Regions from separate parts of the Homo sapiens genome. Here region 2 is linked to region 1. Evidence: chromatin loops called from intact Hi-C (ENCODE). Cell type or tissue: heart left ventricle. All regions are shown on one strand. Links, peaks and the distances in the headings refer to the core of each region. The heading gives the core; the rest is flanking DNA.

The links. A loop is a pair of places that touch in the nucleus more often than their neighbours do. Peaks named below come from ENCODE experiments on the same cell type or tissue, not always from the same donor. Only the 100,000 strongest peaks of a DNase experiment are listed, where the experiment ranks them.
Region 2: a loop joins it to region 1, with 17 times the contacts of the local background. A loop is called at or near these places in 29 of 110 quality-filtered maps.

Annotation. Positions count from the first base shown.
Region 1 is chr11:41,453,257-41,469,649 of GRCh38, forward strand. LRRC4C (leucine rich repeat containing 4C) reads right to left here and starts at 6,396. Exons shown (of 7, transcript NM_001258419.2): 1 at 6,175-6,396. In heart left ventricle, for the core only: a CTCF peak has its summit at 8,010 (motif pointing right); no DNase peak of the experiment used is centred there; H3K27me3 peaks cover 3,041 bases.
Region 2 is chr11:43,269,829-43,286,221 of GRCh38, forward strand. No RefSeq gene overlaps it. Among named protein-coding and RNA genes, the nearest start is that of API5, 34 kb to the right of the region's middle. RefSeq lists an enhancer at 1-46. In heart left ventricle, for the core only: a CTCF peak has its summit at 9,001 (motif pointing left); no DNase peak of the experiment used is centred there; H3K27me3 peaks cover 766 bases.

The sequences.
Region 1 (16,393 bases), core at 3,146-11,145:
TTTAAGTAACTGTCAAAGTTAAATAGAGATCTGCCTCAACTTATGGATTCTGCCAAAGACCACAAAAATATGGTACTGATCATGTACTATATTAGGGACCCATTGGTTCAGAGAAGCACCTTTCAGAGGCCCCTTAGAGATACTAACATCACATCTTTCCACTGATAGAGTCGGCCCTATTATGGGAATGTGATTACTTGATTTGCATTTACAGAAGGCTTGCTCTGGACTGTCTATAATTATGTGAAGAAGCATTGGGTTCACATCCTACAAATAAAAGAAACCATGGCATAAAAGAACAGACATGGGCTTTGGAGTGAGTCAGAATTTGGGGCAAATAAATCCTTTGTTTGCCTTATCTGTAGTATGGGAATAATAATGTTACCTTGCTTATTTTGTGTGTATGTGTGTGTGTGTGTGTATGTGTGTTTGTATGTGAGAAGTATAAATAATCTAACATACCTAGCACAGTGCCTGGCACATAGAATACCTTTGCTGACTCTATGAGATAATTGATTATAACATTATATTTTCTTGGTGTGTGTTGGTAATATATTTTGCAGTATATCACAAAAGGAATTTCCTTAGTTCAATGCAAAGCTTCAACCACAAATTCTGATGCTTAAGGCTGTGGTAGAGGCCAATGAACTTGTGTTTGCTGTTTTGACCAATTGACATCCCTCTTTCCTTTCTAACTCTCCTAGAATCAAATTTTATGGCATGAAGCTTTAAAATGCAGGGAGCATGGATCTTGTCTTTCTTCTCACAAAGTCATAAAGCAGACTTCATCCATTCATTTTAAGGATAAAAAGAACCCACAACCTGAAGGACAAAACCCTGTTCTCTCCATGCACAGGGAAAGGCTGACTTTGCAGTACCGAAATACCTGGGTCAAGTGGTACCAGCCGTGCAGTTAGCAAAGCAGAATTGGACTCATCACTGACAGCTCAGCTCAGCTACATTAGTAAGAACAAGGCTTTTTACATCTTTTCTGATATGTTCTTGAACAAAATAAAGGTCACACAGAATGACACAGCCCCACATAGGTCAGATTCTGGCAGAGGAATCTTAATTCTTGTTAACTATCAAGTCAAAATTCCAAGGGGCCGCCTTTAAGACTGCAGCATTCCCTGTCCAAATACAGGAATTGCAGCAAATAGCTATGAGCAGAGAATCCTTCTAATACTCCCCACAGCAATGATTGTAGCGCTTGTTCCTGGTAGGTGCTTAATAAATATGCATCCTTTTATTAACAGTGAACAAAATGAGATTTTAGATAAAGAGCAATATTAACACCTCTTGCTGACATCTGAATTGTGTTTCTGCAACCACATATGGAAAGATGCACGTGACTATTGCTCCTTATATTCGGTATCATTTTGAAAGTTCTGAGTATAAGTGAAATGACATCTGAAAAGGGTACTTAGGCTGCTCCAGAAAAGGGTCTGATGAAGCCATGGTACATGAAATGAGCTAATTTACAGAAATACAGCTTTCAGAATATAGCTTTCTGTCTCCAATTTTATTTGGCACTCAGATTAGTTTTGGGATTTTTACCCCCTGTATAAAAATATAAATACACTGAATTAGTATGGTCTTCCTATTCTTAAACTAGTTGAACAGGAATGAGAGAATATATGTGAGCTACCTAGAGAAGTCCAATTTTGTGTCAAGGATTTTATTAAGTGCTTTATATAAAATTATTCATTCACTCATCACAGAATTGCTTATAACTGATTGTCCCTATTTTACAGATTAGACAGCTAAGGCTTCATGAGATTAGGTATCTGATCTCATTCTATTCAACTACAAAGCCTGTTCTCAATACCATATTCTCTTGCTGTCATAACTTCCAAGTCAGCTTTTTAATTCTGGTCTATCTCTCCACCAAATGCAGCTCACTGTGAAAATCACTGTATGCTGTGCTATTATTATAAATGTATATTTTATTTATATAATTCCCAAGTGTAACTCAAATTCTAATCAACAGCCTCATTGTGGACTGGAGTTATTTGGTGAGTGCAAACTTGCTAGTAGTCTGTGTATGTCCAAGTCTGGGGAAGTCAAGTTTTTCTTACATTTTCTGGATATCCAGAAAATGAGTTCAGGTCATTATACATTTTCTATTTTTCATGAAACTAAAATTATGCCTCATATAGATTGGCTAATAATTTATGCATGTATGCATGCACATGTACATACACACGACACATACACATATTCACAAGTAACTAAGAATGTACCACAAAAATTACTGAAAAGAGTTAGAGTCAACACATTTGGAAAACGCCAAAACTATAACAACATAAATGTTAATCACTAATCATTAAGAATAGACCAGTTCTGCTTAACACTTTAACTTGAAATTATATTGGAGGAATCATTTTATGTCTTGAACAATACATAAAGTCATCATTACTGTAACACATTACATTTCTACATAAGTGTATATTTGTAGATCCTTTTTTCTACAATATTTCATCATAGCCTTCACAACAACACTATGAGTTAAGAATAGTTATTTCCAAATTATATAGGAAGAAATCAAGGTTCCAAGACTTTGAATGACCTACCAACCATTAAGCAATACTTGCAATGTTTGACTGACATCTTCTGATTCTCAATCCAGAGGGTTTTTTTCTTCTAATTTTAACCCCAGCCTCCACCACTCCCCATTTTATCTGTGACTGCTGAGTAGTCCCAAATGGAGATGCAGATAATTGAGTGAGTTGGCTTAATTTATTGCAAAGCCCCTGCTCTATTCACACATCAATTAATCCATCTTTTATTTTGTAATTTATTGGGGTCCCTGAGAGGTTGTTCTGAAGTGATGGAGAACAGTACCAAGGACATACAAATAGCATTTGTCATCAGAGAGTGTATCTTCTTCTTCCAAGATCCTTCATTTTCTGTTGTAGGCTGATGCTCTTAGCCTATTCTTATTAGCCACAGTTTCAGCATCAGCTCAGCTCTTTGAGCTAACATACAGCTCTAGGCTGTTGTAATGACTCAGCAATCAAAATTTCAAGTTCAATCCACCTGATCCTTACCCACCTCCAGGGCCAGAGCTCCAAAAGCTCCTCTCTGCTCTTAAACTTCTTACTAGGTGATGTTCCTGGCTTTTTTTTTTTAAAGGTTCTCAGTAGCTGACTTTCCAGCTGTCAACCCTGTTTGTTACAGAGGGAAAGAGCTATTCATGTGTTAAGTACCCTGGGTCTTAAAAACACAGAAACACACTGGAGAATGTTGGGCCTCCTTGTCTGACTTTAGCAGAGTCCCAGAGAAAGGCCTGACAAATGGAGAAGAAACGGAATGTCCTTTATTCTCCCCAATAAACTCAGAGAAACCCTTCACCAATTCATTCTTTTAAAAATATAACTCTGCATATGTTGCTTCTAGGGAACTTTAGCCTTTTCTTTAGCAGCTGTGACAAGTTACTCCTACTGAAATGGAAAGCTCCCTACCCCCATTTACCTTTCTTTTCTGAATTCTCTAAGCAATGAAACAAACCCTGGTAAACGTCAAAACCCTCTCTACCACAAAATAAAACTGAAAAAGGCATGGATCTGGAGTTGGTTCTGATCAAAAGCTGTTTATCATTGCTCTGGCCTGAGCTGAAAATACAGATGCAAAGTTACAGTTGTGCAAACACCATCAGGAACCCTTGAGATATGGGAGAAATGCTTTGCACATTTCATAAGCTGTAATCAGAAAATCCTGAGTTGGCCCCCACTTCTATTACTAGCCTAAAATAAGTGATCATGAAAGTGTTGCTATCGCTAAAAGATTCACTCATTACAATTATTAAATCTTTAATACACAAAAACCAAGTTGGTATCTTTTGTTGTTGTTGTTGTTTTGTTTTGAGGTAGTATTGAGAATAATCTATGCAATTAATTTTTACCAACACCACACATCTAAATATACCAGTATTTGGTGAGAATATGAATGGGAAAACAGTCAACATTAAATAGCCTCAATGGAGAGAGGTACTAATTTGCCAAATTCCAGAACGACATTTTTAAAGGACCTCTCTCTATTCAGAACAGTCCTAACACTAAATAGATGACCTAAAATGCTGTCCTCTATACCTGGGACTAGTTGCCAAAAGAAACAGGTTAATAAAGGGCTGACCAACTTAAGGAATGCTGATTGTCCAGGCAGAGCTTGGAGAGCCTCCAATACCCTGCCATGACCCATTGGCACTTGGAGTATCAGGATCCTTCTCCTTACAACAGAAACTTCGTGTTTCTTATTCATATATTATTCTCACTTTCAGGTTTTATGAACCTCAGATTGTTTTTTCCATAAAGAAAATAAAATTTTGTTTAGGGTTTCTCCTAGGCTCAAGCCATTTAAAAATTAAAAAAAGAAAACAACAGACCTCCTTTCTAGATAAGAAAAATTTACCTGGACATTACGGGTAACAGATAAAAATATCATGATCATAAATCATTGACATGAAAGACATATTATAAATTATACTGACAGGAGTCTTCCCATGGTAATTTTTACCAAGAGCTCTGCCTGGAGTACCAGGTACAAGGTTGCTCCAGGGGTGGAGGAGGGGCAGCTTCTCACAGTTGTCCTCTTTTACCTACTTCTCTAAAATCATCATGCAAAAAATATTAGATAGATGAAAGGCTAGGATAGCCTAGGGTAATACCAGAGTATAATCTCTTCTTTAAGTTTTTTGTTTGTTTGTTTGTTTGCTTGTTTTCTTTTTGTAACTCCTTTTTTTAAAAACAAATATATATATATAATCAACGTTTTGAGTATGATGCCTGACATCTCTCAACTTGGGTGCTCTCATAAATCTTTGACCCAGGCAACGTAGCCTCTGAATAAATCTATTATGTTACAATTTGCATCTTCTTTCTATACATAGACATCAACAGCTGGAGAGAATCACTTAGGTATGCTCTTCTCTACCTAGTTAACACACCTGTCATCTCTTCCATGAACGTGTCCACAGTAACAGTTCAAGTTGGCTAACAGTCCATGAACTAACACTATTCTCTTAAGGATAAACCATCCACATGCACTGGCAGATGAAGAGTAAGATTCTGTTGCCTTCATGTGAGGTCTCAGCATTTTAGAAACCTATTTACAAGTGATTCTTACTCCTGGGGTGAAGCTAATTGATGCCAATGCAGAGATAAAAATACTAAAAGACACAGGAACACAGACGTTATCACAATGAAATGATATTTTGCTTTAATTAAATAACTTTGGGATTGAAACAGGTAAAATATTGTCTGCGTTTCACTTTGAAGGAAAAGCGTGGTGGGGGGGAGGGGGGCGGGTGAAGAAAGGCACAGTTAACTACCAGGAAACTAAAGAGACTGAGTTAGGCAAGATGTTTGACTAAAGTCACCTGAATTCCTCATGCCACTTGCTTTTACAGCCAAGAATAGACAATTAAGAGCAATTTTCAAGCACATTCCCTTCTCGGGGGACCATGTAGGGTAAGAGGATGTTCCAAAATGAGCGACACTAGTCTTAATCAGGGGACACTGCATTCCAAAAGGTTAATGAGATGCAATAGCGAGAGAATCAGTGCAAAAAGAGAGAGGTTCAAAATACTAAACAATTTCCACTTTGTTCTCATTTGCTCCAATTAAGAGCTGGTGAAGCAGCTTTTCTGTATTCCACGCATTCGCTACTCTCTAGAGCAGATATAACTATTCAAGAAGAAAAAAATAGAGCTATGGGGAGGGGGAAGTCTACTATTAAGTTATCGTGAAAGTCCGGATTACATCCCCACCTCCCCAGCCCCCAGTCTCTGAGCAGATACACTTTGCCTCTAACTCAGAGCCTCTGCCAGTCGCTTTTCTGATTAATGTTTTTCCTCAAATTTAGAGAGTATTGCAAGGCAGGAGAAAGGCGGAATTATTTTTTTCCATATTTCATATATTCAGAATTCCCTGTGAAAATGTTAGATAAACAAGAGAGGTACAAAAATGGTAAGAGGAATGGGGGGATGGTTATACAAATGGAAATAACCTCCTTGGCATAAAAAATAGCCCCAAAATGCCACACACTGAGTTCTTCTGAGCATTCCAATCTCTAAAAATGAGCATATAAACTGCATATACATTTCCGAAAACAAGCAGGAAAACACAAACATTGCAAGACAACAAGAACTGAGATCTGAGGAGTCCCGTGACTTACCTTCTTTATGGATCCTCAAAGTTCACCAAGGAAAATTTACAATCCTCTAGCTTGCCGTGCACTACTCTATTTTCTTTTCTTCTTTTTATTTTTTTTTAAGTCATATCGGAGAAAAATAATCAGTTTTCAAAGGTTCCATGTATCTGATCTTCCAGCACCAGCAAAAACGTGTCCAAGAGACTCCGCCAAAAAGTAAGCCAAAAACTCATCAAAGGCAAAAGCAGAAGGGGGAGTAGGGAAGCAAGGAGGTGGCGAAAGGCGGGGGGTGGGGGCTACAGACAGTGAGCCCAAGTGCCTAGAGAATATTGTCACGTTGTTGAAATCTCCTACTGTACGAAATACCTGCTTTGGTTGTCACACTAACACATACACACACACGGACACTCACACATTCTCTTTCATGCAAAGCAGGCACCCACACTCACAAACACACACAAACACACGCACTCACACAAACCAGTGTAATGAAAACTGTCAGTAGTAACCTCCAAGAGCTGCTGTGTGCTGCAGATGGTACGGCTCGCTGTTACCTTCCCAGATCTGTGAAGGATCAAATGAACATCCAAAATCAGGGGGGCCCCAGGACTAGGTAGATTCCGGATCCCTCTCCCCCAGGCAGATGCATCAAGCCAGTAGCAGGTCAATCAGCAGAGGTGTCTGCTTGCAGGGTGCCCCGGATTATGGCAAGGTTATTAATCTCGAAGTGCTGCATCCCCCCACCCCCAACATTCGGCAGCCTGCATTGAGATGATTGCCAGAGCTGTGTCTGTCCCTGTTCTACTGCATTTGCTCAGCCCTCTGATGCTGCAAGTGAGACACGGTGGAGGCAAGAATACTAATAAGGTGGTTAGCTACAGTTTCTTCAAGGCAGTCGGCATGCAGTACAGTAAATGTGTACTTCCCAGTGCTCCGTGTGTGAGCCTGCGTGTCTGCAGGGAGGGCAGTGAATCCATCTCCGGCCAGAAGACGAAATGTTTTGTATCCTGCCTGGGAGAACTATATCATCATCGGAATCATCACTGTCCTGCAACGGCGTTGTCTGTGACAGTATTTTGCTTGGGATAAAGAAGGGGGGTTAATGGTTTAGAAGCCTAGAACTGGCATTTAAAAGAGAAAAAAAAAAAATGTCTGGGGAGACAAATTAGCTTTATAAATAGGATCCAAGGAGACCGAGGAAAATTTTAACATGCTGCTTCCCTGGCTGTTAAATGGAAATACAAAGCAATTTCAAAAACCAGCTCCAGACTATAAAGCTTGGAGCTGGCAACAAGTATCTGAATTTGACTGATGGGACTATAGATAAATGGATTCCTGGTAATATAAAAAGTTTGCTCATGCATTCTGCTTCACAGCCATGGATCCGATGTATATAGCAATTTAGGTACAGTTCATTCATTTTTAAACATGAATTTAGACTTGACACCTGCACAGTTTTACTTTAATGTACACTTTTAAATCACATAGCTATGAAATTGTAGAGAACATCTGTGTGGGACAGTGTCACTAGAGGGATTGGTTGACAATTGTCCATCGTAAGCATTATAATATATAACATTTTTGCCTGAAACGAGCTTAAAGTTTTCAGAAAAAAAGTATACATCTCTTTTAGTACCAAGCAATGAAATTAAAATACATGTGTAATATGCTAAATAAGTTATCAGCCTCTAGAGGGCTAAATTTTCTGCTTCTATGATTCAGTTTCATATTAAAATACCTTTTCATTAGTTCAGAACACTCACTATATTCTTTAAGTTGAATTAAATTGCTATTATCTGGAAAAGTATTGGACAGTTGGAGAAGGTAGATAAAGGTGAGTTATAGTGCAGTGTAATACCAGGTATTGCCAGCAGATGTCACAAAAGAAAACACAGGTAAAATAATTCTTCCAAGAACGGCAAGAATTTAATCTTATTTAGTAAACACAGATCTTAATAAAATTGATGGGACTAATATGAAAAAATTGAATTTTTACAAAATTTTAAGGTGCAAAGAAGAACTTAGAGAATAACTTACATTTTATATTTTTCCAAATATCCCTCTCAAATCACCATTTTTCATAACTCTGGTAGATTTTCTATGATTAATATTGGAAAAAACACTGTGCCACTAACTAAGATTAGACTTGCATATAATACTATTTCTATTAGTGATTTTATTTTGTTCTATAAAGTATAGCATCAACATATTGTATGTAATATAGCAGCTACTAGATTAAACTACAAAACAGTTTGTAAATTGGATGAATACAATTAGTCTATAAAAATTAGTTTGAAAGAATTATTCATGTTTAGGAGTCAAACATTAAAAAAGGCAACACATATGTAGAATGTACAAAGACTCTTGACTGGTCTTTATCAATTCTATTTATGTTAATGTGTGAAATGTTTAAAAGACTCTAGCATGTCATCTTAGCCTTCAGTTACTTAAATATAACTAATGGGTACATACCACCTCGCAGCACTAATTGGCAAAATTGTCAGTAAAATGTAGTGTTAAAAACTGGCCTTTGGAATTTAGATAGATCTAGGTTCAAATTTTAATTTTTCCTTATATAGGGTGATTAGTCTCTACAAGTCATACATCTTTGTCTTTTATTGGGGTGGGGGTGCACTTTGTCTCTCTCTCTTTTTTTTTATATTTTTAATTTTAAAAAAATGTCTTTGAAATCAGGTTGCTATGTCACTTGAAAGCAGGACACTAATATGTACCCAGTAGGATTATTGTTAAGACTGGAATGAATTAATATTTATTATGTGCTTACCATATCTCCTGACACATAGTAAGTGATCTATCAGTGCTACAAATGTCTTATAAATAAAGTAGATACTTGATTTGTACTATGTGTCTGGCTTTGTGGACCACCAAGTTAAAGAAGATAAATGATTTAATCAATCCTTTCGGTGTTGAAGATGTGTTTTTAAATTTATTTTTACAAAGAGTTGGTTTGATCTTGTTTTTGTAAACCTATAGTTATGTAACATTTGCCACTTTTTAAAAGTTTATTATATGCATCCCAGTCAGCCCTCTGTATCCATGGTCCCACATTCATAAAATATTTTTTAAAAATAACGATGCAATAATAAAAAGAATACAAATTTTAAAAAGCAATATAACAAGTATTTACATAGTATTTACATTGTATTAGGCATTATAAGTTATGTAGAGATGATTTATGAAGGATGTGCATAAGTTATATGCAAATACTACACCATTTGATATAAGGTATTTGAGCAATCATGGATTTTGATACACAGAGGGGTCCTGGAACCAATTCCCCATGAATACCTAGGAATGACTGTATATGCATTCTTGCTTTATATATGTGTCCTAAGACTCAACAGGAAAGGGAAATCACTTTCTTGATTGTATGATATCTTGACTCAAACAGGATATTTGGAAGGAAGTTTAATAGCAAACACTCCTTCCTCACCAAGACTTACTTTGAAGCCAATAGTGTCACCAAACACTAAGGTATTGGTATTTAAAAAAGACCTCTGTGCTTATTTTATGTCCCCCCAAATTTATATGTTGAAGCCCTAATCCCTAATGCTATGATATTTGGAAGTGGGGTGATGAGATTCAAGAAAAACTATTCCAAAATATGTCACTTCGACATTTAAGAAAATGACAGAAGCAGAAAGGTCACTCTCGCTTTCCTCTTCCCTTCTCCCCTGAAACTGGCCATAAAATCTAGCTAGTCTTACTAAAGTAAGGTCATAAAACCTTTGTTTCAGCAGGGCCCTCCCCATACGCTGAAAAAAGAGAAATTCTTGTCCTTGCAAACACAGAGATGCCAAGAAGAATCTGAACAAATGGGCCTCACTAAGTTCTCTCCAATTTATTACCTTTAAATCTTACCATTTTCTCTAATTGTTCTTCTATATGACTGTATACCATTCATCAAATATAAGCATAAATATACATAAATTTCCGTCTATTTGGGTCTTCATTTCTGAAGGATCCCATGTCACCTGAAACGTATTAAATACATTTGTATGTTTTCATCTTGTTAATCTTTTATTTGATATAAGGACCTCAGCCATAAACTTTGTGATGAGGGGGGAAAAGATACTACTTTTTCTTTCCTACAAGGGCCTTTGGGAGTTAATTAGGTCATGAGGGTGGAGCCCTCTTAAGTAGGATTAGTGCCCTCTTAATAAGAGATGTGAGAGAGAAAATCTCTCTCTTTGCCATGTTAGAATGCAACAAGAAGGTGTCAATTCATAAACCAGGAAGAGAACCTGGTTTTTCATTTGGCCTCTTGTTTATACCATGGTTTATTTATAAGTGTGTTATTTAATTTCCAAATATTTGGGAATTTTCCATTTATCTTTCTGTTATGGATTTCTCATATTAATTCCATTGTGATCAGAGATCACTCTTTGTATGAATTGATTTCTGTTAAATTTATTAAGATTTGCCTTGTGACCCAAAATATGGCATAACTTGGTAAATGTTCCTTGTGGTCTTAAATATAATGTATGTTCCGCTGTGGTTAAGTGAAGCAGTCTATAAATGTCAATTACAACAAGTTGGTGGGTAATGTGGTTTAGTGTCTCTATACTCTTAAATGATTTTCTATCACTATATTATCAAAATCCTTCACTGTAATTGTAGATTTATCAGTTTTACCTGGTTTTGAAGCTCTGTTACTAGACACATATATGTTGAGGATTAAATACTCATTATGAAATCATTATGAAATGACCTTCTTTTTCACCAGTAATTTTTTTAACAAAATTTACTTTATCTGGCATTGATTCAGCCACATCAATTTTTTTTGGATTACTAGTAGCAGCCTATCTCTTTTTGCATCTTTTTACTTTCAACCTATGTGCACCTTTATTTAAAGTTTCTTTTGATCAATGTATAGTTATGTCTTACTTTTTTACACAATATTACAATACCTGATAATTAGGAATGATTAGATCATTTGAGTTTGTTGTAATTACTGATAAAGCTGGATTGAAATCTGCTGTCCAGCCACTTCTGCTTATGTGTTTGACCTACCCTTTGTTTACTTCTTTTTCTACTTTTGTTAGGATTGAATATTTTTAAAATGTCATTTCATCTCATTCATTGGTTTATTTGGTGGTTTCCTTCCTTCCTTCCTTCTTTTTTTTTTTTTTTTTTTTTTTTTTTTTGACATACTCCCAGGCTGGAGTGCAGTGGCATTATCTCAGCTCACGGCAACCTTTTACCTCCTGAGTTCAAGTAATTCTTGTGCCTCAGCCACCCAAGTAGCTGAAATTACAGGCCATCAAACCCGGCTAATTTTTGTATTTTTAGTAGAGACAGGGTTTTACCATGTTGGCCAAGCTGGTCTCGAACGCTTGACCTCAAGTGATCCACCCGCCTCGGCCTCCCAAAGTGCTGGGATTACAGGAGTGAGTCACCGCATCAGGCCTATTCTTTTCTTTCTTTAGGGGGGAAGGTTGCTGTAGGATTTACAGTATATACCTTTAAGTTATAGCCTACCTTCCAGTAATATAATACCATTTCATGTAGAATGTAAGTATGCAACAATATTTATCAAGTTCCCCTCTTCCAGACTTTGTGTATTATTGTCATATGTCTTACTTCCACATTTGTTATGAACCCAATAGTATATTGATATTATTTTTCTTTAGTCGTATGCCTTACTTCCACATTTGTTATGAACCCAATAATATATTGATATTATTTCTCTTTAGTCAATTGACCTTTTAAGATGACTTAAAAATAAGAAAAAGAATTGATATTTACTGACATATCATTATTACAATTCCCTATGTTCTTCATTCATAGCTATACATATAGATTCCATCTGTTATCATGTTTCTTCTAGCTGAAGGACCTCCTTTAACATACTTTGGAACTGCTGGTGATGAATTTTTTCAGCTTTTGTGTGTCTGAAAAAGTTTTGGTCCATTGTCTTCTTGCTTCCATTATTAAAAAAAAAAAAAAGGCTGGGTGCAGCGTAATCCCAACACTTTGGGATCCTGAGGCAGGTGGATCACGAGGTCAGGAGTTTGAGACTAGCTTGGCAAACATGGTGAAACTCCGACTCTATCTGCTACTGTTCCTCTGTACATAATGGTTCTTTTTACACTGAGGATGTTTTGATTTTTTTTCTTTTTCTCTGCATTTTTTAAGTAATTTAATGATGCTTTCTGCAGGTTTATATTACTTAGATTTTAATGAGCTTCCTGAATCTTTGAGTTTATAATTTCTATCAACATTTAAAAAAATTTAGACATTATTTCTTCATATCATTTACCTGTCCCTATTCCGTGTTTTTGATGACTGCAATTTACATGCATAGTAGGCAGCTTATTACTTAATGTTGTCTTACATCTCACTGATAATCTCTTGTCTTTTTCATGTCTTTTTCTGTTTCATTTTAGATATTTTCTATTGCTAAATCTTTAAATACATTTATCTTTTCTGTGGTATTAACAAATATGCTATTGATTTCATTGTGCATATTTTAAAACTCAATTTTTTGTTTGTTTGTTTTTTGAGACGGAGTCTGTCACCCAGGCTGGAGTGCAATGGCAAGATCTCCGCGCACTGCAACCTCCGCCTCCTGGGTTCAAGGGATTCTCCTGCCTCAGACTCCTGAGTAGCTGGGATTACAGGTATGTGCCACCTCGCCCAGCTAATTTTGTATTTTTAGTAGAGACAGGGTTTCTCCATGTTGGTCAGGCTGGTCTTGAACTCCCGACCTCAGGTGATCTGCCTGCCTTGGCCTCCCAAAGTGCTGGGATTACAGGCATGAGCCACAACGCCTGGCTAAATCTCAAATATTACAGTTTTCATCTACAGGAGATTATTTTGGATCTTTAAGTCTTCCATTCCTCTCTTTAACTTATTTAAGTTTTCATCTTCTTTCTTGAAAACACAAAACATATTTATATAGTTTAATGTTCTTCTCTACTAAATCTTTCATCTCCATTATTTCTCAATTGGTTGTAGTTAATTATCTTTCCCTGTCACTGTGGGTTATAAATTATTATTTCTAAGCATGTCTGATAATTCTTGTTGTATGTCAACAATTTTTAATTTTGTTATTGGATGCCGAATTTTTTTTTTTTTTTTTTTTTGAGATGGAGTCTCACTCTATCACCCAGGCTGGAATGCAGTGGTGCAATCTCAGCTTACTGCAACCTCCACCTCCCTGGTTCAAGCAATCCCCCGCCTCAGCCTCCCAAGTAGCTGGGATTACAGGTGCATGCCACCATGTTCGGATAATTTTTTTTTTTTTTTTGTATTTTTAGTAGAGACGGGGTTTCACCATGTTGGCCAGATCAAAATATGATTATTAGAGTTTGTTCTAGAACACAGTTATTTGGAAGAACTTTGAGCTTTCTAATTGTTTGAATTCAAGCTTTGTTAGGCAAGACCAGAGAAGCCTTAGTCTAAGGCTAATGTTCCCCCACTACTGAGGCAATGCCCCGCTGCATATTCTACCTGATGCTCATGTCTTATGAAGTTTTTCCTCTCTGACTGGTGGGAACATAAAATATTTCTGGCTTCTTGTGATCTTTTGGAATTGTTCCTCTTGCTTTCTTAGGTAGTTATTTCCCCAGTACTGGTAGTTTCCTCTCCCTCATCCTCTGATTAGTCCTCTGATGAAGACTAACATGAAGACTAATTCTGCAGATCATAAGAGCTTTCTCACTCCACAGTGTACTCCTTTTGGTACTCTGTCCTATGAACTCTAGCTGGATGGGCCACAACAGACTCCAGCCTCTATTGCTTCCACTCAGGGAGACTCTGGGACCCACCTAAGGTCTCCCTCCTTACCATACAGCCTGGAAACTGTCTCCAACAGTAAACTGGGGCAATCACAGGGCTTACCTCATTTGTTTCCCTAACCTCAGGGTTTAGTATTCAATGCTGACTTTTGTCCAGTGGAATTGCACTTTCAAACACTTTGTTCAATTTGTTGTAGTTTTTTAAAGGGTGAGAATGGGTCTGTTCCCTGTTATTCTGGTTTGGTTGGAAACAGAAGTCTCTAGTTATCCATTCAAACAAAAATTGATATCACAACCGAATTTATTGTTTGTTTATTTATTTTTGAGACTGCATCTCACTCTGTTGCCCAGGCTGGAGTGCAGGGGCATGATCCCAGTTCACTTCAGACTCCACTTCCTGGGCTCAGGTGATACTCCCATCTCAACCTCCTGAGTAGCTTGGACTACAGGTGTGCACCACCACATCTGGCTAGTATTTGTTTTTTTGTTTGTTTTTTTTTTCTTGTAGAGATGGGGTTTTACTATGTTGCCCAGGTTGATCTCTAACTCTTGGGCTCAAGCAATCTGCCAGCCTTGGCCTCCCAAAGTGTTAGGATTATAAGCGTGAACCACCGTGCCCAGCCCACAATCTATTTTATACAAGTTACAATTCATTTAGCTGGAGCACAGTGTTGAAACAAACAGACCACATTTTTACAATCATGTGGTCTCCATTCTAGTGGAGTCTTATAGTTAGTAAATCAGATAAGCAAATATGCATAAAAATATCTTAGGGGGTTTAAGAGTTGTGAATAAAATAGAAGATGTTACATGATTGATATGGTTTGGCTGTGTCCCCACCCAAATCTCGAATTGTAGTCCCATAATTCCTCTCTGTCGTGAAAGAGTGGTTTATTACCTGGTGGGAGGTAATAAAATCATGGGGGCGGGTCTTTCCCATTCTCTTCTTGTGGTAGTGGATAAGTCTCATGAGATCTGATGGTTTTATAAAGGGAAGTTCCCCTGCACATGCTCTCTCTCTTGCCTGCTACCATGTAAGATGTGACTTTGATCCTCACTAACCTTCTGCCATGATTGTGAGGCCTCCCCAACCATGAGGAACTGTGAGTCAATCCAAACCCTTTCCCTTATAAATACCCAGTCTGGGGTATGTCTTTATTAGCAACGTGCGAACAGACTAATACAGTGATAGAGAATAACAGAATAGTCTATTTTAGTTAGGTTGATTAACAAATCTCTCAAGGGTTGGCATATGAATATCTATGATGAAAAACTAGCCATGAAAAGACCTGGAATAAGTACATTTGAGGCAGAGGGAAGTGCAAACATGAAGGACTGAAGTCAGAAACAAAGCTTTTCCCACCAAGAAGGAGGATTTGATGCTAGATAGTAGTCTTCTATACATTTCTGTCTCCATTATGTGGTATGGAGAGGCAAAATATAAAAGCTCAGTAACATGGTTTATTGTTAATCATGGATGAAAGTCCAAAGCAAACATTTGACACTATAGAGATTACTTTTAATAACTCCACCAACTTAACATGAGGCTAGAAAACTGAATAAAGTTTTTAAAATCCTTTTCTGTTATAATCAGTCAGGGTAAACCAGTTTTTGTTTTAGTAACAAAAACAATAACAATAACAAAATCCAACCAAACAATCAAAACAATTTCTTGTTAACACAGATTCATCAGACCTTAACCTACATTGGAGTTAACAGTTGATAAAAGGGCTCAATTCATTGTAGTTACTTAGGATCTCAGGGTGACAAAAGTTCACCTTGACTGATGCTTTCATAATCATTTTCTAATGGACAAGAATATATGGCAAGTAACACACTGTATTCAAAAGTTTCAAGAAATGATTCATATTGTTTCCACTCATATTATGTTTATAAAAACATATTAATATAGCACACCTAACTTTGAAAGGGTAGAGAAGGATGGGCATGGTGGTTCATGCCTGTAATCCCAACAATTTGTGGGGCATAAGTGCATAGGTTTCTTGAGCCCAGGAGTTTGAGACCAGCCTGGCTAACATGGTGAAATCCCATCTCTACAAAAAATACAAAATTAGCTAGGTATGGTGGTGTGAACCTGTGGTCCCAGCTAGGTGGGAGAATAAGGTGAGATCACCTGAGCTCAGGTAGGTCTAGGCTGTAGTGAGCAATGACCATTCCACTGCACTCCAGCCTGGGCAACAGAGTGTGACTCTGTCTCAAAAAAAAAAAAAAAAAAAAAAGTAGAAAAGAAGAAAGAGTAGGGAAGCGCAATTCTACCGTGTGTGGAAAGCAGACAGAAAGAAATATTTTATTATATTGCTAATGAAGGCCACACCCTCTATCAAGGAATCTGTATATTCATGCCTCAAATAAAACTAGAAATTTTCCCTTATTTAATCAAATTCAGTATGAAAGCACTATTCATGGAATAGAAGATCAAGTATTAGGCACACACTCACTTATATTCTGAATTTTCTTTA
Region 2 (16,393 bases), core at 4,187-12,186, 1.8 Mb after region 1:
ACATTTATTTCCTCCTTCCTTTTCCCATCTCTTCTTTCCCCAGTTAAACCGTAGTTACAGCCTGGTCAGAAGGGAATCCTCTCACTCGTCACTGACCTGTGCCCAGCACATTTGGAAAACCTCGCCAATAACACCAGAAGCTCCTTGTGGGCAGGCACTCTGTCGTATACAGACAGGCTTTGATTTCCAGGGGTAATTGACTACCGTGAATGAACTTACTTAAAAGGAGAGGAAAACGTCATAGAAAATAGAGAAAACGAGGTTTACTGGGGTTCTATATTAAAACCTGAAGTGGGCTGGGCATGGTGGCTCACGCCTCTAATCCCAGCATTTTGGGAGGCCAAGGTGGGAGGATTCCTTGAGGTCAAGAGTTCAAAACCAGCCTGAGCATCAGAACGAGACCTCATCTAGAAAAAAGAAAGAAAAGAAAGGAAGAATGGAAGGAAAGAAGGAAGGAAGGAAGGAAGGAAGGAAGGAAGGAAGGAAGGAAGGATTCAAGCATGGTGCACGCGCCTGTGCTCCCAGCTACTTGGGAGGCCTGAGCATGGGAGGTCGAGGCTGGAGTAAGCTGTGATCGTGCCACTGCACTCCAGTCTGGGTGACAGCAAGACCCTGTCTCAAAAAAAAAAAAAAAAAAATATATATATATATATATATATATATATATGTACATATATATATGTACATATATAAAATAAAATAATAAAACCTGAAGTGAAAAGTTATAAAAATTGATTTAAACTTATAAATAACAAGCTGTAGGTCATTACTATTCCAGAATAAAGAATAAATCATGCATTGATTCCTTTAGCATAATTTTTTCACAAAATTGTGTGATTGCACAATAGGGTATTCTTTATTTCATATTTAACGCTCTCAGTGAGAACAAATAAGAGAGTCATTTTTGAAAAATACTTAAAGGCTTCCTCATTTTGCCGAAGAGACTCCCTTAGGCATTTGATATTTTAATCATTTTCTCTCAAAGAAGTTCAGGCATCCTCATCCTTATCTGCTTCAATTTATAAGGGTTCTTCTGATTCCTGTTTTGCCAATGGTTCAGACCATCCTCCAATATCAATTCCCTCGACTTCATGAAATCCTACACCTTTTGCAATATTTTCAGTTTCACTTTGCAATTGATTGCCATTGAATTTGCACTGCATTTGTTAGACATTCATCTTTCATCAAACATCAAGAGCCTGACACCCACTCACAAAGACCCTGAGTCATGGAAGGATGTGTCCTGGAGAACTGTTGGAAAAGGTGAGTTTGTTAGTGGGTATTGTCATTTGCGAAGCTTTTCCTATGCAATTTCATAGAGCCCCTGTGATTTGTTGAGTAACCCAGATATCTGTCACAGGTTGCTACCAAGTCGTGATTTCAAAATAATCTAATTCTAATTAATGGGCTCCTGGAAAGGGGAAAGAAGGAGGCTTTGTTTGGGAACTTAATTAATGAAGTATTTCCAAACATCATGATAAATTATGACAAATGACATGACCACTACCCCCTTCTTAATATTTGTGATGAACAAGAATCTCATATGCTTTGATTTAAATGTAAGTCTGAAAATGCAAATCTTATTATGAATTGGAACTTGGGTGGCATAAACTTGAGTGAATGTTAGAGAAACAAATCTCAGGAACAGAATGAAATGGGCAAATAATATGCATGAATTTGCCCGGGGCTTGGGGAATGGAGGAGAAGAAGTGCAGTAGATTAAGGAAGCTTCAGATGGCAAATAGAAGTAAAACAATTTGAGGAAACTTTAAGCCCAAGTTGGAGAAAAAAAGGAAAGGACAGATTCAAGGAGTTACAATGTCATTTCTTATTTCTGGGAAGGGCCTAGAACACCAGCTATCAGAAGTGCTATTCGCTAGACAAAATCAATGGCTCATGGTTTCAGGGCTTATAGAGAATGTAATTTCAACAAAGAACTTGAGTAGTTACACTTGGTTCTCCCCCAAATGACTGTGATTCAAAGTCTGGCTCAACTGTGTGGCCACAGGAAGTAACCTAACTTCTCTGAGCTTCTGCTCCTCACTAATAAAACGGCATGTCACTCATTATTTCAAGGTATTTTTGAAGGTTAAAACTTATGTCTTTGTTATTATTACATATACTATGGACAATTTGGCACATACTAGTCATTTGCTAAGAGGCAGTTATGATGATGATGATGATTGATGATGATGATGATGATGATGACAGGGACAGGGCTAAGGTGTAGCAAGCCAACCTGAGTTCAGATAGGGTGGAACTGGGTTAGGCTGAGCCAACAACATTTACTAATCCCAGATGTTGTCACAAAGTAGACTTCGTCCTCCATACAAATGACTGAGGAGCAAGCACTAAGAAGTGGGCTGCTGCAGTGAAGTGCAGAGGAAACTTAGCAGTCCGAAGTTGAGGTAAAGCAAAGAGAAATGCTTCAGGCCTGCACACACTCTCAGGGGTGGCCAGTGATGATGAAGGGACAGCTTCCCCTGGGTGCGCATGGACAGTCTCAGCCCAGGAACCCGTCAATGTGTACGGGGAAAACTTTTCATTCTTGGCATTGTAAGATAAATGGCAGAAAATATATATATATAATTGCAGTACTGAATCATGGGGAAGGCAGGGAGTTTGGGAGGTAAATTCCTGGCTCCCTGATATGGTTTGGCTGTGTTCCTACTCAAATTTCATCTTGAATTGTAGTTCCCATAATCCCCATATGTCATGGGAGTGACTCAGTGGGAGGTAGTTTAATCATAGGGCAGTTACCTCCATGCTGTTCTCATGGTAGTGAGTGAGTTCTCTTGAGATCTGATGGTTTTATAAGGGACTTCGCCCCCTTTTGCTTATTCTTCTTCTCCTTGCTGCCACCATGTGAAGAAGGACATGTTTGCTTCCCCTTCTGCCATGATTGTAAGTTTCCTGAGGCCTCTCAGCCATGTTGAACTGTGAGTCAATTAAACCTCTTTCCTTTATAAATTACCCAGTCTCAGGTATGTCTTTATTAGCAGCTTGAGAAGGGACTAATACACTCCCTGAACATGTTAATGGTAACAGCAATCTAATACTTTCATTTTTGTTTTTTTTGTTTGTTTGTTTGTTTGTTTGTCTTTTTCCTTTTTCTGGAGAACGGGGTCTCGCTATATTGCCCAGGCAGATCTCGAACTCCTGGGCTCAAGCTATCCTCCAGCCTCTTGCCTCCCTGAGAGCTGGGATTACAGGTGTGAGCCACCGCGCCCAGCCGAAGCAATCTAATACTCTCATCCAGGGCACTTGGCTCAGGTCAGGCACCCTGGAATCAGAGCCTGAGGCAGGAATTCAGATGCACTTGACTTATTGAGGCTGTGCTCTCAGGAGAGCTCAGGCAAGGAGAAAGAGCTAAGCAAGGATGTGGTCCCAGATAAAGTCCAGCCTTGGCCAGTTTGAAGGGGAAATCAAACTCTCAGACATCTCCAACAGGGCGGCTCCCATGGGCCACCTTTTCCACAGAAGATCACTGGTGTGAGTTATCAGCCATGGCTAGGAATGGGTGCACCAGCTGGTAAGGGGATTTGGAAAGGGCATAAGCAATTTCTACTCCAACACTATTTTAGGTGCTTTATGTATATTAATTCATGATGCTCCTCTGAGGTTCTCCTTTGATTTATAGAGGAAGAAGCTGAAGCCCAGATACTCCAAGTAACTTGCTCTAAGTCATTCAGTGACAGAGCCAGGATTTGTACTGCAGCACTCTGGCTCTAGAACCCACACACCAGGCCACTGTACTGCCTTTTGAGATATTGTTATGGAGCAAAGCATGGTGGCTCATGCCTGTAATCCCAGCACTTTGGGAGGCACAAGGCAGAAGAATTGCTTGAGGCCAGGAGTTCAAGAGATATTGTTATGTGTTGAATGGTGTCTCCCACAAATAAATGTTGAAGTCTTAATCCCAAGTACCTCAGAATGTGACCAGTTGTATTTAGAAATAGGTTGTTATTAACTAAGTTAAGATGACGTCATACTAGAACAGGGTGGGCCCTTATATGAACATGGCTGGTGTCCTTCCCTATAAGAAGAAAAAGCACCCCTGGGCCTGGCATCAGGAGGGTGCTGAGGCTGTTGTCACCAAAGGGCATGTGCTGGGTTTCAGTTGGGTTGGGGACAAGGCTGCTTTTCTGAACAAATAAAGGAGCAGGATTTTTACAAATAGGGTCCAAGTGCTGTAGAGAATGGTGTGTGCAGGATGGTGGCTTCCCACAAGTCCATGTGGCCCCCATCTAGGTGCAGGGTGGGGGCCATGGGAGGAGGGAGAGCAGAACAAGACTGAGCCAGTGAGCAAAGGCCTGGAAGTAGAAAGTAAAGAGAGGAGGAAAGAGGGTGAAAAGAAATGCAGTGTCCAGGGAGGAGCCCTATTGGGGAACCTGCCCCGATAGTCACATAGCTTCTTTTCTATTTTCCTTAAGCATCGGTCAGCTTGAGAAATAAAGGGACAGAGTATAAAAGAGAGAAATTTTAAAGCTGGGCATCCGGGGGAGACATCACATGTCGGTAGGTTCCGTGATGCCCCACAAGCCACAAAACCAGCAAGTTTTTATTAGGGATTTTTAAAAGGGGAAGGAGTGTGTGAATAGGTATGGGTCACAGACATCAAGCACTTCACAAGGTAATAGAATATTACAAGGCAAGTGGAGGCAGGGCAAGATCACAGGACCACAGGACCAGGGCGAAATTAAAATTGCTAATGAAGTTTCGGGCACCATTGTCATTGATAACATCTTATCAGGAGACAGGGTTTTGAGATCAACCGGTCTGACCAAAATTTATTAGGTGGGAATTTCCTCTTCCTAATAAGCCTGGGAGCACTATGGGAGACTGGGGTCTATTTCACCCCTACAGTCTACAGACCAGAAAAGACGGCCACACCTAGGTGGGCCATTTATAGACCTATACCCCCAGGCGCATATTCTCTTTCCCAGGGATGTTCCTTGCTGAGATAAAGAATTCAGCGATATTTCTCCCATTTGCTTTTGAAAGAAGAGAAATATGGCTCTGTTCCACCCGGCTCACTGGCAGTCAGAGTTTAAGGTTATCTCTCTTATTCCCTGAACAATTGCTGTTATCCTGTTCTTTTTTCAAGGTGCCCAGATTTCATATTGCTCAAACACACATGCTGTACAATTTGTGCAGTTAATGCAATTATTGCAGGGTCCTGAGGCGACATACATCCTCCTCAGCTGACAGGATTAAGAGATTAAAGTAAAGACAGGCATAGGAAATCATAAGAGTATTGATTGGGGAAGTGATAAGTGTCCATGAAATCTTCACAATTTATGTTTAGAGATTGCAGTAAAGACAGGCATAAGAAATTATAAAAGTATTAATTTGGGGAACTAATAAATGTCCATGAAATCTTCACAATCCACATTCTTCTGCCATGGCTTCAGCCGGTCCCTCCATTTGGGGTCCCTGTCTTCCCGCAACAAAGCCCAAAGGCAGGCTGGAGGAAAAGATCAGAAATCACGGGGGAGGTGGAGTCAAGCTGAGAGGGAAGGTGGCTTGGGGGTGGGAGACAGAAAAGTGTAAGCCCAGGGAAGGGCAGGGGGGATGAGAGCAATAAGAACCATGAGGAAGCGTGGGGAGCAGACTAGAAAGCAAAGAAACCCACAGGAGAGAAAAGGGTTGAGGAAATGGGAGGGAGGTGAGCCCGTGGCGCTTCCACCTTCAGCCACAGGTACACTGGTGACTGCTTCCATATAGAGGTCACATGTCACAAAGGGCACACTGAGACTGTGGTGACCCAGATGAAGGAAGTGGGGCTATCACAGACTCCGGAACTGTCCTGTAGATATGACCCGGGTGTGTATTATAATGTACACATGGATTGTGTAACCTTTCTATGTAAGTAAAATGCATACAGACAGTCCTTGACTTATGATGCTTCAACTTAAGATTTCTCAACATTGAGGTGGGTCTTTTGGGAGGTAGCCCCATTGTAGGTAGAGGAGCTCCTTCTAAATCATGATAGGGTTACAATTTCTACTGAAAACACATCACTCCAGCACTGTCATAACATGGTAAAAGCATAAATGGAACCATTGAAAGTCGGGAACCATCTGCTCTGTTAGCAGCGTTAGGTGCATTTTTGACATATGACATTTTTGACTGATGATGGATTTATTAGGACATAAGTCCATTGTAAGTTGAGGAGCATATACATTAAGAATAAAACGGAGGAGTCACAGCCATTTCCCTCGCCAGGGTGAGAGTGCGAAGCCTAGTGATGGGTCCCCATGTGAGGCCCTTTGTTGTGCCATCAATGTGCCAAGAATGACCCACCTCTGGGCCTTGCGGGACATTCCCATGTCAGGACCACCTGCTGATCACAGCCTCCTCAGGCACCTAACCTGCATCAGGTCTGCGCTACCTGAGGGGAGAAATTGCCCCTATTTGTCCCACTGGCTTGCCATTTACCTAAAATGAACAACCACTGAAAGTGAGCATTGGGCCACTTAGGAAAATGAGGTTATAACCAGAGAGGCACAGACAGTGCTAACACAAAGTGGCTCCCAGAACAGGCCTTGGGAAGAGCTGGAAAGGCCATGGTCCTAGTTCTTGGAGTGACATTTGACTGTTGAAACTCTACTTCTTTTTGTTTGTTTTCAATTTTATTTTATTTCAGTAGTTTTGGGGGAACAGGTGGTTTTGGGTTACATGGATAAGTTCTTTGGTGGTGACTTCTGAGATTTTGATGCACCCATCACCAGAGCAGTGTACACTGTACCCACTGTGTAGTCAGTCTTTTATTCTTCACCCCTTTCCCTCCCTTCCCCTGAGTCCCCAAAGTCTATTATATCATTCTTACACCTTTGCATCCTCATAGCTTAACTCCCACTTATAAGTGAGAACATATGATATTTGGTTTCTGAACAATGGTCTCCAACTCCATCCAGGTTGCTGCAAATGCCAATATTTCATTCCTTATGATGGCTCCAAACTCTGTACTTCTGTTACCTGGATAAAAATGAAAAGTATATTGTAAACAAGGTCCACCCTATTCTAGTATGACCTCATCTTAACTTACCTAATTACAATCTATTTTTGTACCTTTTGGGTTGAGGTAAAAAAAAAAAAAAGAAGAAGAGAAAACACAGACACATAAGGGACAAACACCACATGAAGATGGAAGCAAAGACTGGAGTTAACACACCTGCAAGCCAAGGAACACCGAAGACTACCAGAAAACCACTGGAAGCTAGGAAGAGACAAGGAAGGATTTCTCCCCTACAGGTTTCAGAGGAAGAATGGCCCTGCTGATGCTTTGATTTTAGACTTCAGGCCACCAGAACTGGAGACAATAAATTTCTATTGTTTTCAGCCACCCAGCTTGTGGCACTTGGTGACAGCTGCCCTAGAAAACTAATATAGATAGTAGGAGAAGGGAATAAACATTGGGGAAGAAACAAGTCGCTATAAGTACTAATTTAAAGATCAAACTAATAATGTACTCAAAAGTACATTATAATCATAGGCAAGTGTTTCAAAAGGACATGTACATGAGGAATTCAGACATTTCTCAGGAAGACTTTAAGCTGTAGTGTTAAACTCAGGCTCAGAGTCATACTGGCTTGGGTGATAATTCTAGATAGGTCATTTTTTTTTTTTAGCAGCTATGTGGTCTTAAGGAAGTTCATTGACTTCTCTGCTCCTCAGTGTTCTCATTTGTGAAGCGGGGACAATGGTATTCCTCTGCTTAGAACTGTCAAGAAGATGATGTTAAATAACACATTTGACATTTGGCATAGGGCCTAGTACACAGCAAGCACTGGATAAATGCTGGCCTTTCTTTCTATTGCTACTTTGAAATACAGTCACTGTGGACTCCAAAAACCTGTGCTTACATCTCAGCTCTCCTCTTGGATACTTGCGTACTTCTAAGTCTAGTTTTCTCATCTTTAAATGGGATTGAGCTAAGGGGGTATTGGAAAGGTAAATCATCAAAACTATATGTGTAGGCTGGGTGCAGTGGCTCACACCTGTAATCCCAGCACTTTGGGAGGTCGAGGCGGGTGGATCACATGAGGCTAGGAATTCGAGACCAGCCTGGCCAACATGATGAAACCCCATCTCTACTAAAAATACAAAAATTAGCCAGATACGGTGACATGTTCCTGTAGTCCCAGCTACTCAGGAGGCTGAGGCAGGATGATTGCTTGAGCCCGAGAGGCAGAGGTTGCAATGAGCAGAGATTGCAGCACCACACTCCAGCCTGTACGACAGGACAAGACCCTGTCTCAAAAACAAAAAAAAAGACTATATGTGTGTGTATAGATAGATATTATTTATATATCTCCTTTAGGCATACAGTAATAGTGTCCTTTGTAAATATGACACATGTTGACAATGTTAGCTTATTATTTATTCTCCACTGGACTAAAGAGAACTAATTATATAGGCTGGTGAGAAGAAATATTTCCCTCTGAGATCCTGGAGGCCAGGACTTCTCAAACTTTCCTGGCTACACAATTCACCCAGGGAGATCATTGAAATGCACCATCTGATTCAACAGCTCTGGGGTGGAGCCTGACATTTTACATTTCTAAGAAGTCCCAGATGATGTCCATGCTGTAGGCTCAGAATTTACAGGGGCATGTAGCTGCCTCCGAAAACACCATGAGATTTACCAGGGAGATGGGGTTCACCTCTTAGCCAGTAGGGCTGTGCTCCTTCTGGGATTTAGCAAGATGATGTATCCTTGCTCTGGGAACAAAATCAGAGGCCTTTTATTGTAAGTATAAATTTTGTGTCTGAGCTGGCCGCCCCGGGGATAAACATCGTCAGAAGAGCTCTTGGGAAGTCCCTCTGGGGTGAGGTTGATGCCCTGTTTGTGCCCTGAGGGGTGCTGAATGCTTCCCAAAAGAGTCCCCTTGGTCTGAATTGCTTCAATCACTCCCAATGGCCTCGTCCCACAACACAGCCAATAGCAGGGCTGAAGAGTAAAAGCTTCATAAAGAAAAATGACGGAGGCTTATTGCCACCTACCGGATTAGGAAAGAAAAGGCTATAGTAAAAGATTTCATGGAGTCCAGCTCTATGAGAAGCACCAGAGATGGGGGGAGATCATAGAATTGCGCAGGACCCTGCAGGTCGTACATTCAACCTTATGGAGTTCAGCCCTGGAGCATAAACCATCCAGGCCTGATGCCATTCCTTCCTTCAGTCGCTTTGCCACTTCCTGGGAGAAGAATAACAGTTATAATTCATTGAGAGCTTCATGTGTGTATCTAGGGGCATTATTTGTATTGCCTCATTTAAACCTGGCAACCATTCTCAAATGAAAAACTATTATTATCACCCCTTTTTCAGAGGAAGAAACTGAGGCTTAGGAATTAAAGGAATTTGTTTAAGCTCACCCAGGTAGTAGGAAGGAGCCTGAATGTAAACCTGGGTCTATTAATATTTGCCTCCAAAGCCTAAACCATAATCCTAAGGGGAGGCACAGACCCAATCAGCCCTCCGCCATCTGGTTGTGTGGGACTGGGTCAATCCCTCAAGTGGGGAGTGGAGCTCCCTCTTCTATTCCCTTGCACGTTCCCTCATCATCCCTAAAACATAGCCTCAACCTGAGTTTTCAGAGCGACTCCAAAGTCTATGCTACTTCATGCTGACCAGCAAGTGAAGGAATTGTCAATTCTGGCCAGGCGCAGTGGTTCACACCTGTAAACCCAGTACTTTGGGAAGCCGAGGTGGGCAAATCATCTGAGGTCAGGAGTTCAAGACCAGCCTGGACAACATGATGAAACCCCATCTCTACTAAAAATACCAAAAAACAAAATTATGCAGGCATGGGGATGTGTGCCTGTAATTCCAGCTACTCAGGAGGCTGAGGCAGGAGAATTGCTTGAACCCGGGAAGCAGAGGCTGCATTGAGCCAAGATTGCACCATTGCACTCCAGCATAGGTGACAAGAGTGAAACTCCGTCTCAACAAAAAAAAAAAAAAGGAAAAAAAAATTGTCACTTCCATCTCCGTCTTAAAATGTATATCGTACTGTCTGAGTTTTTTTGGGCTGCTGCCACAAATTACTGCAAACTGGGTAGCTTAAAACAACAGAGACTTTTCCCAGTTCTGCAGGCTGGAAGTCTGAAAGCAGGTCGGCAGGGCCAGGCTCTCTCTGCAGGCTCTAGGAAGGATCCTTCCTCGTCTTGTCCTAACTCCTGGTGTTTGCAGCCAGTTTTTGGCATTCCTTGGCTTATAGATACTTCCCTCCAATGTCTGCCACCATCTCCACATGGACATCTTCCCCGTCTGTCTGGGTGTCTCTTCTCTTCTTATAAGGGTACCAGTCATGTTGGATTAAAGGCCCGCCCTACTCCAGTATAATCCCAATTTAGCCGGTTACATCTGCAATAACTCTAGTTCCAAAAAAGTTCATATTCTGAGGTTCTAGGAAGGACATAAATTGGGAGAGGATATTATTCAACCCAGAACATCCACCCCAAGGGTTTAAAGAGTAACCTCAAAAGTCCAACTGCCTAGGTTCAAATCTTGGCCACAGATCTAATTAGCTGTATTATTTTGGACAAGTTACCTAACCTCGTTAAACCTCAGCTTCGCCACCCATGAAATGGGTATAATAATAATTATCTCCACCTTATAGGGTTATTATCAAGATTAGAAGAGTTGATACCTATAAAGTAACTCCCAGAACCTGGCAGTAGGGTTCTTCTCCGGAGCCCAGTTGCCCAGGTTTCAAATCTTCGCTTTGCTTCTCACTGGCTGTGTAGTCTTGGGTAAGTTACTCAGCCCCTCCAGGTCACAGAGCACTCCTTTGTAAATTGAAGGATGTTGATGATGATGACAATGGCACCTACCCATGGAAAATGGGGTGGTTGTGAAAATTTAAAGAGTTAGAGCAGTGCTTGGTAATAATAAGCAATTGATAAATGTTGCCTAAATCAGCTACCTCAGAGCTCGGTAGAAGGGTTAAATGATACAGTCCAGGCCAAGCGCAGTGGCTCACACCTGTAATCCTAGCACTTTGGGAGAACCAGGTGGGCAGATCACTTGAGTTTAGCAGTTCGAGACCAGCCTAGCCAACATGGTGAAACCACATCTCTACTAAAAATACAAAAAAAAATTAGCCAGGCGTAGTGGCACATGCCCGTAATCCTAGCTACTTAGGAGGCTGAGGTTGGAGGATCGCCTGAACCTGGGAGGCAGAGGTTGCAGTGAGCCAAGATCACACCACTGCACTCCAGCCTGGGCAACAGAGTGAGACTGCGTTTCAAGAAAAAAAAAAAGATACAACCCATTTAGACTCTGAGTCTCTGTATGTGCTTGATAAATGTTGATTATTATTATTATTAATTTACACTAGGCTCATAGGAAGGAGAGAAGAGAGTAAGAGAGAAAGGGAAATTGCTTGAGGCTAAGGCCAGAGAGACTCCACAGGCAGGAAAATGGAAAGAGCCAGTATTCTCAGTTCTCCAATTTTAACTTCAAAGTAGGAACTATAAAGGTAACTGAGTTTACACCAGGTGACCTAACTGAGCCTCCAGACTGTTAAATCCCAGAGCAATATCTCTATTCCCTTCCCTCCCACACAAGCCCAAGATCCCTGCCATCTTCCTGCCTCCTGCTCTATCCCTTGGGTTCTCTCCCCGTCAGAGTTCACTGTGCAGTGATACAGTCTCTCCAGCTCCTCCCCTTCTTCGGGACTTTGCCATCGAGCCCACAGTTCCCTTCTTGCTTTAAGGATTTGATTCCTAATCACTGCAGGAAAAATGAAATAACAACAAAATAGGGAGGTGGCAAATGTTCCTTAACTTAGTACTTTATACCCGGCATAGTCCGTGGTCTGTTTCAGATTCCCTCTCTTAGGTGATACCTACACGTTTGATAGTTTCCTCCTCTCGTTCTTTCCTGAATACAGTACTCACTAAACCTCTGGCTATCTCAGACCCCAAGCCTTCCTACATGCAAATGCCTACTTTTGTAGTTTAGGAAGACTCATGTGGATAATTTGCATTCATTTATTTAAAACATATGTATCCAGCACTAACTAAGGGCAGATGCTGTGCCAGGCTCTGGGGATACGATAGTGAACACTGAGCTGTCTAGCATTTTGCTGTCCAATAAAGTAGCCACTAGCTACAAATTTAATTTTAAATTTAAAAGATTTAAAAATTGAATAAAGGTTAAATTTAGTTCTTCAGTTTCACTAGCCACATTTCAGGTACTCAAATGCTACGTGTGACCTGACTACTATGTTGGACAATGCAGCTATAGAACATTTCCATAAATGCAGAAAGTCCTATGGGAGGGCACCAGTCTAGAGAGGGAAAGAGATACTGAGCAGATACACAAATAAAGTAACTGCTTCTCTCAGCATCTCCAGAAAGGATGTCATCAATCTTAAAGGATCTCTGACCCACTTTGGAAAAGTCATGCCCAACGCCCCTCCTGGGCTGCCTCACACCATGGAACTAACTCAGAGAGGGAGGGTAAGGGGACCCGCATTTCTCAAATGCCCCTTCTCAACCTGGACTGTGGACCCACAGCAACACTGCAAGATTGAGGACTGTGACTCTGTGTTTTTACAGCCAAGGGAGCAGAGCTGAAAGCAGTTACTTTGGAGAGAAGTTTAGCCAAAATTACACTGATCCAGTAAAGAATGGAGCTGAGATTCTAACCTGAATTTGACTCAAAGTCTGGGCTGACTCGCAGCAGGGTAAGCTTATGGAGAGCTCTCTTCCGTGAAGCAGAAGGTGCTCAAGGGGAGAATCTTAGGGTGGCTCCAGAATCAGCCTAGGGCCCCAATGAGTCTGAGTGGTCCAATAGTCTCGTTTTTTGTCACCTTCAGAAGGTAACTCAGAGAGAGACAGAAACAGAATGTAGTTAAGTTTGAGATTCACAGCCTGGATCCCACTACTTATAGCTGTAAGGTGGCATCCGGCACAGAGCAAGCACTCATCGTCATCTGTTACATAAGGACTGGAGAGACGATCGAATGTGGAGGTCAAAGCTCTAACGTCAGAGGACCAGGTTGAAACCAGGCTTGACTCAGAGACTATCAGCTTTGTTACCTCAGGCAAGTTACTTACCCTCATTTGTAAATTAAGGATAACTGCCTATTTTCAAGGGTTATGGTAAGGATTAGATGAGATAATTTATGTAAAGCGCTTAGCATAGTAATTTACTAGGCGCATAGTAACTTCTTAATAACTATTAGCTATTAATACTGTTATTACAGCGCAGAGGGAGGGAGCGAGGCAACCAAGCCCCCACTGACAAACTGGAGTTTCAGGAATAGGCGGTGAGCGCCATCTAGTGGCCCCCACGCGCAGCAAATAGCACAGCCAAAGGAACCTGACTTAATTTTTTACTTAATCTTCCCAAGTAAGATTTTCTAGCCCCCAACTCAAAGTTGTGTCTAGTCTATAGAGGCTGATACAGGAGTAGAAGAGGCCGGGGGCGGTGCGGGGGAGTGGGGGAGGCTAAACTGAGAGGCAGATTTTGAAATCCTTCTCGGCCATCCCTAGTGAAATGCACAAAGCTGATACACTGCAGCTGTCAGGAAGTGTCCTGATGCCCTCGTAGTGTTAGGGACAGTTAACAGAGTTCAGAGAAATTAAGCTGCATCTTAGCTGCCTTTTGTTTTCCCACCGTATCATGGTCTTTTTCATCTTTCCCAGGGCACAACTTTCTCAATCCTGCAAAGCAGCATGGTGCCTGGGAAACAGCATCACATAACAGACCTGAGTTCAAGCCCCAACTCGGCTCTCCGCCAGCTCTGATTTTCGGGTAAGTCATTTAACCTCCCTAAACCTCAAGTTCCTCATCTAGAACATGAGTCTGTACTGCCCAGTGGGAAGAGTACTACCTTTGATGTCAGACAGAGCTGAGTTCGGATCCTGAGTGACAACTTGGCTTTTCTGAACTGCCAATTTCTCTTCTATCTGTTAGAATAATTAATTGGGAAGCAATGACACTAAGGCAACTCTAGCACTCTGAGTGTTGTTTCTTTGTTTTTTGAGACAGAGTCTCGCTCTGTCGCCCAGGCTGGAGTGCAGTGGCGTGATCTCGGCTCACTGCAAGCTCCGCCTCCCGGGTTCCCGCCATTCTCCTGCCTCAGCCTCCCGAGTAGCTGGGACTAAAGGCGCCCGCAACCACACCCGGCTAATTTTTTGTATTTTTAGTAGAGACGAGGTTTCACCCTAGCACTCTGAGTTTTTATGTAAGCAAACCAAAGCCCAACTCAGCCTGAATGGGTCAGATCCTAGGAAAACAAAACTTAAGCTTTACCAATCAGAAACTGACAAGTAACTCCTAACTAGGGGCTTTGCCAATCAGAAACCAACAACTGACCTCTAACTAGGGATCTTAAAACTACTGTTCCCTTTCAATCCAATATTTTCTTTGCCTTGCTTCTGCATATGCAGAACAAAAGTTTTCCCCTTGGGTCCCTTCAGTGGAGTCCTGAGCCACTTGCAGTTTGGTGCTGCCTAATTCACGCATCAATGTTTGTTTAAATAAAGCTGTTAAAATTTTAACGTGCCTAAGTTTATCTTTACCACATAAAAGGCAGCAAATAATTCCAACTTTGACAAGTTGTTAGGAAAATTATATGAACTAAGGGTTGAAACCATCTGACATACACAAGGCACTGAAAATATTATAGCTCTCTTCATTGGCTATTTCACAATTTTGTTGTGAAATGTGAGGTGTGAATGAAATGATGTGTGTGAAAGTTCTTACCACAATTCGTGGCACTTAGTAGAAGCTGTATGTTGTTAATGCTGTGGGAGGTCACCCAGATCCCCCTAAAACCTTCAGCAGAGTGTTGTCAGCTAAGTCCCCCTCTGGGTATTGTTCCCAACTGAAGACAGTAGCCTTGTCCTTACCAGTTGTGGCCCACAACCAAAGACTCATCAGTTGGTGGGTTTAAAGGCCCAATTTGATTGCCTCATTTGGGTCAACTCCACAGGGTCTTTCCAGCCTCAGGGCTGCAAAGGGATGACTGAGGCCTTTGTTTCAACTAAATGACACCCAGCTTCTCCCTCTGCCCATTCCTGCTTCCTTTACCTCCCAACAGATGTTGGTCCAGAGAACACTCTCAAATCAACTTCCTTCATTCAGATCTTCTCAGGGTTTGCCTCTGAAGGAATTGCCCTGAAACAGTTAAATGTTAGTTCTTCATTGCCCCCTCCTAAGTCCCTGCCTCTTTCTTCCCCCCTGTAAACCAAGGATATGGAACAATAATGCTTGTCTCCTGCCAGCTTCATTGAGCAAGAATAAAGACAACTGGGGGAATAGAATAATACCTAACACCTCAACTTCACTTTCCTCCTTCTTAAGTTGAGATTAATTACTACTGTGCTACTTATTCCCAACATTTTTCACACAAATCAATGAGTTATAGAGGTGAGAACACTTCAGGAAATGATTAAAATGATAAAATCTAAGGAATTGGGAAACTATTGAATTGACTGACAGCGAGTTAATAATTGTAATAGCCACAATGTATTGAGTACTTAGTATGAGCCAGGCACGGTGATAAATCCATGAAAATTATATAATTCCATTGTCACAAAAATCCTAAAGATAAATACAATTACTATCACCACTTTATACATGAAAAACTTGGACTTAGAGTATTAAATTATTTGCCCAAGGTCATGTAGTCATTAAATGGATGAGAGACAGGATTTTCTTCTAGGCAGCTGGACTCGGGAATCGGCACTCTTATCCACCAGATATGTGGCCAGTTTGAAGTAACAAGAAGGTGGGACTCTATTTCCTTGGTGATTAACCCTTCATTATACAATAATTCTGATTTTTAAAGACTATTACTTAGAGTTCTAGGAATTCTAGTAGAAATTCCAGGAAATCTGAGACTTCTGGGCAACATGTGAATTGATAGGTCAGAAGCCATCATTTTACTGGGACAATTGAATTTTTCTAATGATATAACAAGATGATCAGGCTAAGAGACTTCCCTTCAACTGCCTCTTATGCAGTTTTAAGTCATCCTGTTCAGACTTCATGGAGCCGTAGGGTTCTGGGGCAGGAAAAAGTCCCCATCACTCATTTGGAACTTAATAACTGGCACCTTCTCCTCCTAGTGAAAGAAGCACTTAACCACTTCTTTTTGGTTCTCCTAGAATCTTTCAACAGGGAGGCTAAAAACACAGACTGCTGACTTTCCAATTTTCCTGGGGCCAGGCCTAAGAAACGAGGGCGTTTCACACCAGGGAGTCATCATGGATGAAGTCGTAGCTGTGGAATGTTCTGAGAAATGAGGATACCTTGAATAATTAGAAGAATATGGCAGGTTATTTCCATTATCTATTGCAGCAAAATAAACTTTCCCAAAACTTGGAGGCCTAAAGCAGGGTCAATAACTACAGCCTGTGGACCAAAT